2 separate regions of the Mus musculus genome follow, and region 1 is linked to region 2. A link is a contact called in ENCODE Hi-C or POLR2A ChIA-PET data. All regions are on one chromosome and are shown on one strand. Each heading gives the region's core, a stretch centred on a gene start or an enhancer-like site at or near the end of the contact. The rest is flanking DNA. Distances are from core to core; before and after follow the strand shown. Region 1 holds the start of Tmem94 (transmembrane protein 94). Region 2 overlaps Gm42096 (a long non-coding RNA gene).

Region 1 (5,158 bases), core at 247-2,746, 43 kb before region 2:
CAGGAGCCTTCTCACTCGGAAATCAGGGGTGTCCTTAGAGGCCCCGAAGGTCTTTCCAGCTCACTGACCACGACAGGTTAAATAATACCTAGCGTGTCGGCAGTAAGCATCTGACTGCTGTATAGAAATTGATTCTGGAGTCCAATTTAGGGGAAAGGAGCAGGGAGGAGCACAAGGACTGTGACCTTTATTGCTAATTCGTTCTTCAGGAGGTAAGCCTTCCAAACGGTTGAGGTTGACTCTCTTCCCTGGGAGCTGGCACTTCCTAGCCACTTAAAATAGAAATGTCAAGTGTTTTCTGATTTCTTTCCCTCTTGTGGCCTGGCCAGCCTCCTGCCTGTCTTCTAACCATCTATTGAGGTCTTATACCAAGTGGAATGTGCAGAGGCGGGCGTTCAAGGGCAGTTACCTCTCAAACTACCTGGGGGTACTGATTATCAAAGAGGTAGCTTGTTAATGCAGTGCTCGCCAGACTCTAGGTTCCCCTGCTTGTAATTCTGCCAAGAGAGAAGTGACAGCGAATACAGCCGGTGACATTCCACTGCAGAGTGTCCGGGGACTCTGTCTGAACTGCTAATTCGTTCTCCAGGATGAGCCTACACTGTACAATGGTCTGACTCTGAAAGTGACCGTCAAACTTTTCTATTCCCTCCGTCACTCTTATTTGTTGTTGCTTTAGGTACTGAACCTTCCCCCAAGGCTTTTAACTGTAGGGTTTCGCGGTAGGGAAAAAACAGGGAAACTGCTTTACAGAACTGCAAAGGCTGTGGTGCTACGCTGGCTTCCGAAGCATCTTTATGTGACTCTAAAATCGGGGAAGCACGCCCCAACTGCAACATCGCAGCCTTGCACTGAACTGGAAGTCCCTCGCAGTGTCTAGCAGGCGGGCGGGTGCAGAGATCCCGTCCACTCCGGGCGGCGAGCACAGCGCGCGCTGTGGCAGAAAACCGCCTTTATTTGGGCCGGGGACACCCAGGGGCCTACAAATAAACACTCGTGGCATCAGGATTGGCAGTCGCTGGCCCGGGGCCCAGCCACGGCGGACCTGGGCCAAGGGTTCTTTGTTGGACACAACCTTTATTTCTGACGTGGGACCCCGGCAAGGGGCAAGCCAGGACAGAGAGGGGACATGAGAAAACGAAAACAAACAAACCAAAAAACCCTTGAGGACGTGAGGGAAGGAGCCGGCCCGGAGTTGCAGGCAGGCGCCGGCCGGCCCCTCTCCTCCAGCACAGAGAGACACCCCCTTTGGTGCCACTTGCTAGGTGCACACCCCAGGCGCTCCTCGCCTCGGGTAGGAACTCAGAGGGCGCAGCAGGCCGAGCCCCACGCCCCCTTGCTCCCCACTTCGGGCCGCGGGCCTTCTCGTACTTACCGGGGCCCCCTCGGACGGTCTTCCTCGCCCGCGTCCTCACCCCTCCCTGCCCCCTCCTCACTTCACCTCCCCGCCTCCAGGGGCCGCAGCCATGTCCGTTGTGGGCAACTCTGAGGAGGCTTGCCGCCTTCCCCCAGCAACAGACGCGCAGGCCAACAAGCCAAAGATCCCGACGCTGATTGGTTGAAATTCGAGGTAGGCGGAAGATTCTGATTTGTTATTGGCTGTTTGGTGCGCTCAGCTGTAACCTCCACCGCCCCTCCGGGAGCCTGGCGGAATTGTGTGATTGTTACTCTAAAGCGATCCGGGGAAGCCTGGGTCCTATCTCCGGCACGAAGCTCCCGCGTTTTTAGCGCTATAGAACCAGACTAGAGGCAATCATACAATTTCCTCCCCATTAGTTTACCCACTAAATTTTTCTAGAGCCATGGTCAGGTGATACCTTCTGCCCTTTATTATTTTTTAATGAGGCCCTTGAAAAATCGCCTTATCTGTATTTTCTTCAATTCTTCCTTAATCTTTAAAAGTCCCTCAGTACTAATATTATGGACCAACCAAAGCTGGAGAATCTAAAGCAATACTGTTATTTCACCCTCAGTTCATTTGAAATCTAAAAGGAAAAACAAGCTTGAAAACAACTTTTTTTTTCTAGACTAATTAGAGAAATCGCTTGGGAACCCTCTCTTGGGAAAACAAAATAAGCCTGTGTCAGTATTTACTTCCATTTTCCCAGAGATCTAAGTCTGGAAGGGTTGCTTTTAGAAAAAAAAAAAAAAAGTTTTTTTTTCTGTTTATGAAGTCAGAAAGGGTCATATCTGGTCCTGGGAAAAAAGAGCCCCTTCCTTATAATAATGAATTTAATCATGCGATTACAATCCCTCTTTTCGGCTAGACAAGAAGCCATTTTACTGATTTAACTCTGTTTAAACCAGTTCAGCTGTTACCTTGAACACTCATAGAACCTTGGCACAAACCTTCAACACAAACATCTGTAGTTTATCACTACAGATGGAGAAGTCCAAATCTCTCCACATAACCATAGATGCTCATAACATGATGGAGATAGCCACATAGCCACTTTCAGGGCTCATTGCCACATGGACTCACTACAGTCTTAAACATGCTGGAGTACTTTGTTCAGTAGCTCTCTGAGCTTTTACATTTCTTTGCAGCTAATAACAGCCAAAATGCAGCCAGGCAGTGGTGGCACACGCCTTTAATCCCAGCACTTAGGAGGCAGAGGCAGGAGGATTTCTGAGTTTGAGGCCAGCCTGGTCTACAGAGTGAGTTCCAGGCCAGCCAGGGCTACACAGAGAAACCCTGTCTCAAAACAAACAAACAAAACCCCCAGCCAATATGCAAATACATGCCCGTGTGAAACTTTAGCCCAAACACTCCCTTCCCATGCTGCTTCCCTGTCTGTTGCACAGAACTGGTTAGTTACCTGGGTCTGGGGTCTTTCTACTTCATTCCACAAAACCTGGAGCCCTTGGGGAATCCTGCCTTAGTTAAGGTTACGCTTGCTGTGATAAAACACCATGATCAAAGAAGCATGAGGGAGGGAAGGCTTTATTCAGCTCACACTTTGGTTCATCCTCAAGGAAGTCAAGATAAGAACTCAGTCAGGACAAGAAAAACTGAGCAGGAACCTGGTGGCAGGAGCTGATGCAGAAGCCATGGGGAGGGGCCACTCACTGGCTTGCTCCCCGGGGCTTGCTCAGCCTTTCTTACAGAACCCAGGACCACCAGCCCAGGGATGGCCCCACCCACAGTAGGCCCTCACCCAAATGTCCTAAGGCTTGCCTACACCCAGATCTTACGGGGCAATTTTTTATTTTTTTATTTTTATTGTTTTTGTAAAAAGTTATTTGTGGGGCTATTTTCTGAATTGAGCTTCCCCCCTTTCTGATGACTCTAGCTTGTGTCACGTTGACATAAGACTAGCCCATACAGGGGCTGGTGAGATGGCTTAGTGGGTAAGAGCACTGACTGCTCTACTGAAGGTCCTGAGTTCAAATCCCAGCAACCACATGGTGGCTCACAACCGTCTGTAATGAGACCTGACGCCCTCTTCTGGTGCACCTGAAGACAGCTGCAGTGTACTTATATATATATAACAATAAATAAATCTTTGGGCCAGAGTGAGTGAGCAAGCGAGGGAGCAGGGACTGAGCGAGCAGAGTTGACCAGAGCAAGCAGAGGTCCTAAAAAATTCAACTCCCAACAACCACATGAAGGCTCACAACCATCTATACAGCTACAGTTTACTCATACACATAAAATAAAATAAATAAATCTTTAAAAAAAAAAAAAGTCTAGCCCATACAACTGAGCCCTTGACTCACAAACACATCAGTTTTCAGTTAGAACCTTGCCTTTCTTGTTTATCCCCAAGATGGCATGTTACCAATATCAAAATATAAAACATAAATAACCTCCAATACCCTATAGTCCTTACAAATTCAAACACATTAAAACTTCATTCTCGGGGCTGGTGAGCTGGCTCAGTGGTTAAGAGTGCCGACTGCTCTTCCAAAGGTCCTGAGTTCAAATCCCAGCAACCACATGGTGGCTCACAAACATCGATAACGAAATCTGATGCTCTCTTCTGGAGTGTCTGAAGACACACTACAGTGTACTTAAATATAATAAATAAATAAATATTAAAAAAAAACTTCATTCTTGGCCGGGCAGTGGTGACGCATGCCTTTAATCCTAGCACTTGAGAGGTAGAGGAAGGCAGATTTCTGAGTTCGAGGCCAGCCTAGTCTATTTAGTGACTTCCAGACAGCCAGGGCTATACAGAGAAACTCTGCCTCAGAAAACAAAAACAAAAAAACAAAAACAACTTCATTCTCTTTAAAATATCCTTTCTCTCTAAAAATCCAAAATCTTTTTTAAAAGTTCAAGACTCTTCAGCTGTGGGCTTCCATAAACAAAACAAATAAAAAAATAGATACTTTCTCCCTTCAAGAGGGCACAGGCAGCAGGGCGTGGTGGCGCACGCCTTTAATCCCAGCACTCGGGAGGCAGAGGCAGGCAGATTTCTGAGTTCGAGGACAGCCTGGTCTACAAAGTGATTTCCAGGACAGCCAGGGCTACACAGAGAAACCCTGTCTTGAAAAACAAACCAAAAAAAAAAAAAAAAAAAAGGCACAGGCACCGTCTGAACAAAGCAAAACCAAACTCCATCAGTATAAACAACTCAATATCCAAGTGTCTGGGATTCACTAGGGATCTTCCAAAGGGCATGGGTCAATTCTCCAGCTTTGGCTCTGCAGCACACACAACTGGTCTGCTAGGCTCTGCTCTGCTCCAAGATTGTTGCTGTTCTTGGTAGTCCTCCCATGGTACAGTCATCTCCAAACGGCTGCAGGGTCTTCCGCTATCACTGGGCCGCGCTCTCACCAATAGCCTCTCCTAGTCTTTCTTCCTGGTGCCAAGTTTCAGCTTCTCTGTATGACCCTTTTGATTATCCTGTGCCTTTAAGTACCATTGAGGCAATTTCCACAACCCCTTCGTGCCTTCAAAACCAGAACCACATGGGTAACTTGTTGGGAGCCGCCCCCACATTCGCCGTTACAAGATGGCGCTGACATCCTGTGTTCTAAGTGGTAAACAAATAATCTGCGCATGTGCCAAGGGTATCTTATGACTACTTGTGCTCTGCCTTCCCCGTGACGTCAACTCGGCCGATGGGCTGCAGCCAATCAGGGAGTGACACGTCCGAGGCGAAGGAGAATTCTCCTAAAATAGGGACGGGGTTTCGTTTTCTCTCTCTCT
Region 2 (4,898 bases), core at 1,696-4,195:
TAAAAGAAAATAAGCTGGGGCTGGTGAGATGGTTCAGTGGGTTAGAGCACCCGACTGTTCTTCCCGAGGTCCAGAGTTCAAATCCCAGCAACCACATGGTGGCTCACAACCATCCGTAACGAGATCTGACTCCCTCTTCTGGAGTGTCTGAAGACAGCTACAGTGTACTTACATATAATAAATAAATAAATCTTAAAAGAAAATAAGCTGGTGAACAGGCTCAACGGTTAAGCAGTTAAGAACCCTTGCTGCTCTTGCAGAAGATCTAGGTTTTGGTTCCAGAATTCACATGGCGCGGCTCACAACTGTCTGTAACTCCAGTCTGTCACTCCAGGGTTAAGAGCACTGACTGCTAAATACCTAATAAAAAATGGAAAAAAAAAAAAAAAAAAAAAAAAAAAAAGAGCACTGACTGCTCTTCCAGAGGTCCTGAGTTCAATTCCCAGCAACCACTTGGTGGCTCACAACCATCTGTAATGGGTTCTGATGCCCTCTTCTGGTGCGTCTGAAGACAGAGACAGTGTACTCACATATATAAAATAAATAAGAATCTTTAAAAATAAAAAATACTCGCCGGGCGTGGTGGCGTGTGCCTTTAATCCCAGCACTCGGGAGGCAGAGGCAGGCAGATTTCTGAGTTCGAGGCCAGCCTGGTCTACAAAGTGAGTTCCGGGACAGCCAGGACTATACAGAGAAACCCTGTCTCAAAAAACCAAAAAAATAAATAAATAAAATAAAAAAATTTAAAAAAATTAAAAATAGCCGGGCAGTGGTGACTGCACACCTTTAATCCCAGCACTTGGGAGGCAGAGGCAGGCGGATTTCTGAGTTCAAGGCCAGCCTGGTCTATAGAGTGAGTTCTAGGACATCCAGGGCTATACAGTGAAACCCTGTCTTGAAAAAAGCCAAAATAGGCAGCCATCTTCCAGTAACTCGCCAAAATGACGAACACAAAGGGAAAGAGGAGAGGCACCCGGTACATGTTCTCTAGGCCTTTTAGGAAACATGGCGTTGTTCCTTTGGCCACATACATGCGAATCTACAAGAAGGGTGATATTGTAGACATCAAGGGAATGGGTACTGTTCAAAAAGGAATGCCCCATAAGTGCTACCACGGCAAAACCGGAAGAGTCTACAATGTCACCCAGCATGCCGTGGGCATCATTGTCAACAAGCAGGTTAAGGGCAAAATTCTGGCCAAGAGGATCAATGTGCGGATTGAGCACATCAAGCACTCAAAGAGCAGAGACAACTTCCTGAAGCGGGTGAAGGAGAACGACCAGAAGAAAAAGGAAGCCAAAGAGAAGGGCACCTGGGTGCAGCTGAAGCGCCAGCCTGCGCCACCCAGAGAAGCACACTTTGTGAGGACTAACGGAAAAGAGCCTGAGCTGTTGGAGCCCATTCCATACGAATTCATGGCCTAATGTACGCAAAGAAATAAAATACCAGCACCAGGAAAAAAAAAAAAAAGAAAGAAAAAAGCCAAAATAAATAAAATAAAATAAAATAAAACAAAATATATACCCACACTAAAACCTGCTATAGTTAGTTCTCTCGTTAATGGTACTGTAGCCATAAGGATGGTTATAGACCGACGTAATGGATTTGATGTTCTAGTTGCTAATTCAAGCCTTTAGCCATATTTTATATACAGCACAGCCAATAAACCATGTCTGTTACCACAAAGTGATTGGTTTTCCTTATGTCACATCAGCTTCTGTAACCAAACAGCTCAGGCAGGCATGAGTCCCAATGAAAGCCTGATTCAGGTTGCTGGGCTTCTTCAAGGTCCTGACTGGCCATGTACTGTCATGACCTACGTGTCATAATAATGATGCTACTTTTTAAAAATTGAGCCCCCTCCCTTTTTTGTAGACAAGGGTCTGTTTATTCCAGGCTGTCCCTTAAACCAGTTACATCACCAGGGTCGGCCTTGAGCTTCCGATCCTCTTGTCTCCACCTCCTGAATACTAGGATTATAGACATGCCCCACTATGGTGAAGTTTATGTGGTACTGGGGATCAAAACCAGGCAATCATCCTATCCACTGAGCTGTTACAGTGAGAGGACACGAACAGATTTTTAAGAACTTATAATATGAACATCATATTATAATTTAAGAAGGTCATAATATGAATTATTTCAACAACTTATATTGGGTCATGGTGAGGCCCTAAATGAACATCATATGTATTATTTCATTTTGGCATAAAGCCTCCAGATACTGAAAATCCTTGCCAGAGAAAAGAATGCTAGTCATGGTGGTGTGGACCTTTGATCCCAGTTCTTGGGAGGTAGAAGCAGGAGGATGGGGAGTTCAAAGTCAACTCGGACTACATAGTGGGTTTGATGTCATGCTGAGACCTTGCCAGACAGCAACCATTTCCACCAAGAGAAACTACAAATTTGAATCCAGTTTGTACGTGTGTGTGTGTATGTGTGTGTGTGTGTACATATATACTTTTCTTAAAAGACTAAGAGAAGGAGGAGAATGATAGACAGACAGACAGACAGACATCTTGCCACTGTGGTTTCTAGAACCTGTAACGATTGAGAGCCTGCTCTGGGCCCTAAAGCCAGAAAGAGCAAACAAAGCTGTGTTTCATTCACTCCAGCAGGCAGAGGAGATACAGCCCTGGAGCTTATTAAATACGTGGGGGAAACATTAGTTCTGTTCTTTAGGAACCACAAAGTATTGAAACTGTGGAGAACCAGAGATTCCGAGGTGAGGAGGGTGAGAGGCGAGGGCCGTTCATCCTGTTTCTGTTTTGGTTCCAGGGAAGTCGCGTTTCCATTGCATGGCATGCAACTAGATATTTCCTCCGTCCTCCGTGGCTGGGACCTGGCACACACTGTTTCCTGGCAGTCGAAGAGCGGCAAGTCCCAGCAGCGAGGTCAAAACCATTTTTGGAGCCAAAGAGCAGCATTCCTTTACAGTTAGTTAGCTTTACAACCGCCAAGGCCGCTCCTGCCATCCTGGTCTAGAGCGACACCTACCGGCAACAAAGGGAACTGTCCCAATTGCCCAGACCTGTGAAGATTCCCTGTTCATATAGATTGTATCCCTCACTAATTACAATCTATTTGATGATGTCTTAGGGTTTCTATGGCTGCGTTGAAGTATCGTGATCCAAAGGCAGGTTGGGGAGGGAAGGGTTTATTTGGCTTACATTTCCACATTACAGTTCATCATCGAAGGAAGTCAAGACATGAATGAACTCAAGCAAGGCAGGAATCTGGAGGCAGGAGCTGAGGCAGAGGCCATGGGGGGACGACACGACTGTTTACTGGCTTGTCCCATGCTTTCTTATAGAAAGGACCACTAGCCCAGGGGTGGCACCTCAATGGCTGGCTTTCCCCCCATCAATCATGAATTGAGAAAATGCCCAGCTGGAAGTGGTGGTTCACACTCTAATCCCAGCTCTTGAGAGACAGAGGCAGGCAGATCTCTCTGAGTTCAAGACCAGCCTGGTCTACAGAGCAAGTTCCAAGACAGCTAAAATGACACAAAGAAACCTTGTCTTGAAAAAAAAAGTAAGTCAAAACAAAACAAAAAAGAAAAGAAAAGAGAGAAAGAGAAAGAAAGATGCTGTACAGGCCTGCTTACAGCTCAATCGGATGGAGAATTTTTTTGGTTTTTTTTTTCTTTTTTCTTTTTTTTTTTTTTGGTTTTACGAGACAGGGTTTCTCTGTGTAGCCCTGGGGCTGTCCTGGAACTCACTCTGTAGACCAGGCTGGCCTCGAACTCAGAAATCCACCTGCCTCTGCCTCCCAAGTGCTAGGATCAAAGGCGTGGGCCACCACCACCCGGCCGACATTTCTTTATTTACATTCTCTCCTCTCTAGGTTGTGTCAAACTGACATAAAACTGTCCAGCGCAGGGAGCATCTAGAAATTGTCCCTCTAGTGATACTGCAGGGGCTGGGACCACAGCTAACTGGAAGACTCTTACCATGCATGCCTTCAGACCTCAACGCTGACAAACAAAAACTGTATCGCCAGGTGTGGTTGCACATGGCTGTTGTCCCAGCACTGGGGAGGCTGTGTCAGGATGGTCATGAGTTTGTTGCTAACACTGGTTACCTAGTGAGAGTTTGTCTCAATAAAACAAACAAACAAACAAACAAAAAACAACCAGAAAAACTGATATGTGCTTTAAAGCATTTTTGGTTTTTTGTTTTGTTTTTTTTGAGACAGGGATTCTCTGTGTAGCCCTAGCTGTCCTGGAACTCACTCTGTAGACCCGAGTGGCCTTGAACTGACAGAGATACATCTGTTTCTGCCTCCCAAGTGCTAGGATTAATGGTGTGCACTATGACATCCACAAACTTACATAAATTCTCTTCCTTCCTTCCTCCTCTTTCTTTCTTTCTTTCTTTCTTTCTTTCTTTCTTTCTTTCTTTCTTTCTTTCTTTCTTTCTTTCTTTCAAGACAGGATTCCTCTGGGTACTTGCTGGACTCATTCTGTAGACCAGGTTGGCCTCAAACTCAGAGATCTGCCTGCCTCTGCCTCCTGAGTGCTGGGATCAAAGGGGTGCGCCACCCTACCTCACACCCGGCTAAAAAATTTTTTTATTACTTTATGTGTATGAGTGTTTTGTCTGCATGTATGTCTGTGCACCATGTGTGTGCAGAGCTCTCAGAACACAGAAGAGGGAGTCTGAACCCCTGATACTGTGGGTACAAACAGTTTTGAGTCACCATGTGGGTGCTGGGAATCAAACCCAGGTCCTCTGGAAGAGCAGCCTGTGCCATCCCCAAGGCATCTCTCCAGCCCAAAGATATGCTTGTATGTAACTTGTGAAATGAGACACACCTAACTCCAGGCCTTGGTAGTGACTGTCTTGAGTTCTACATGAGTTGCTTGTCTGTCGGGAGCAGGTTGCTTGGCTATGGGT

What was found. A loop is a pair of places that touch in the nucleus more often than their neighbours do. ChIA-PET counts read pairs that join two places held with the same protein, here RNA polymerase II (POLR2A).
Region 1: a map of heart shows a loop between it and region 2 (2.6-fold over the local background). The contact joins the promoter of Tmem94 here to the enhancer-like site in region 2. A Hi-C loop is called at or near these places in 10 of 37 maps with a recorded cell type or tissue (T-helper 2 cell, adrenal gland, gastrocnemius and 2 more). POLR2A ChIA-PET finds 5 or more read pairs at or near these places in 2 of 5 experiments (Patski and embryonic stem cell).

What each region holds. Positions count from the first base shown.
Region 1 is chr11:115,761,771-115,766,928 of GRCm38, reverse strand. It overlaps Tmem94 (transmembrane protein 94), which reads right to left and starts at 1,496. Exons shown (of 32, transcript NM_028014.3): 1 at 1,376-1,496.
Region 2 is chr11:115,720,852-115,725,749 of GRCm38, reverse strand. It overlaps Gm42096 (a long non-coding RNA gene), which reads left to right. Exons shown (of 2, transcript XR_880315.1): 2 at 2,779-3,094. It also overlaps the pseudogene Gm11703. Among named protein-coding and RNA genes, the nearest start is that of Gm42096, 3.6 kb to the left of the region's middle. Within about 2 kb of position 2,945, at least 2 of the 3 ENCODE cell types and tissues checked have a DNase peak (open chromatin) inside an H3K27ac peak, as active enhancers do; they include gastrocnemius and heart, where a contact is called at or near this core.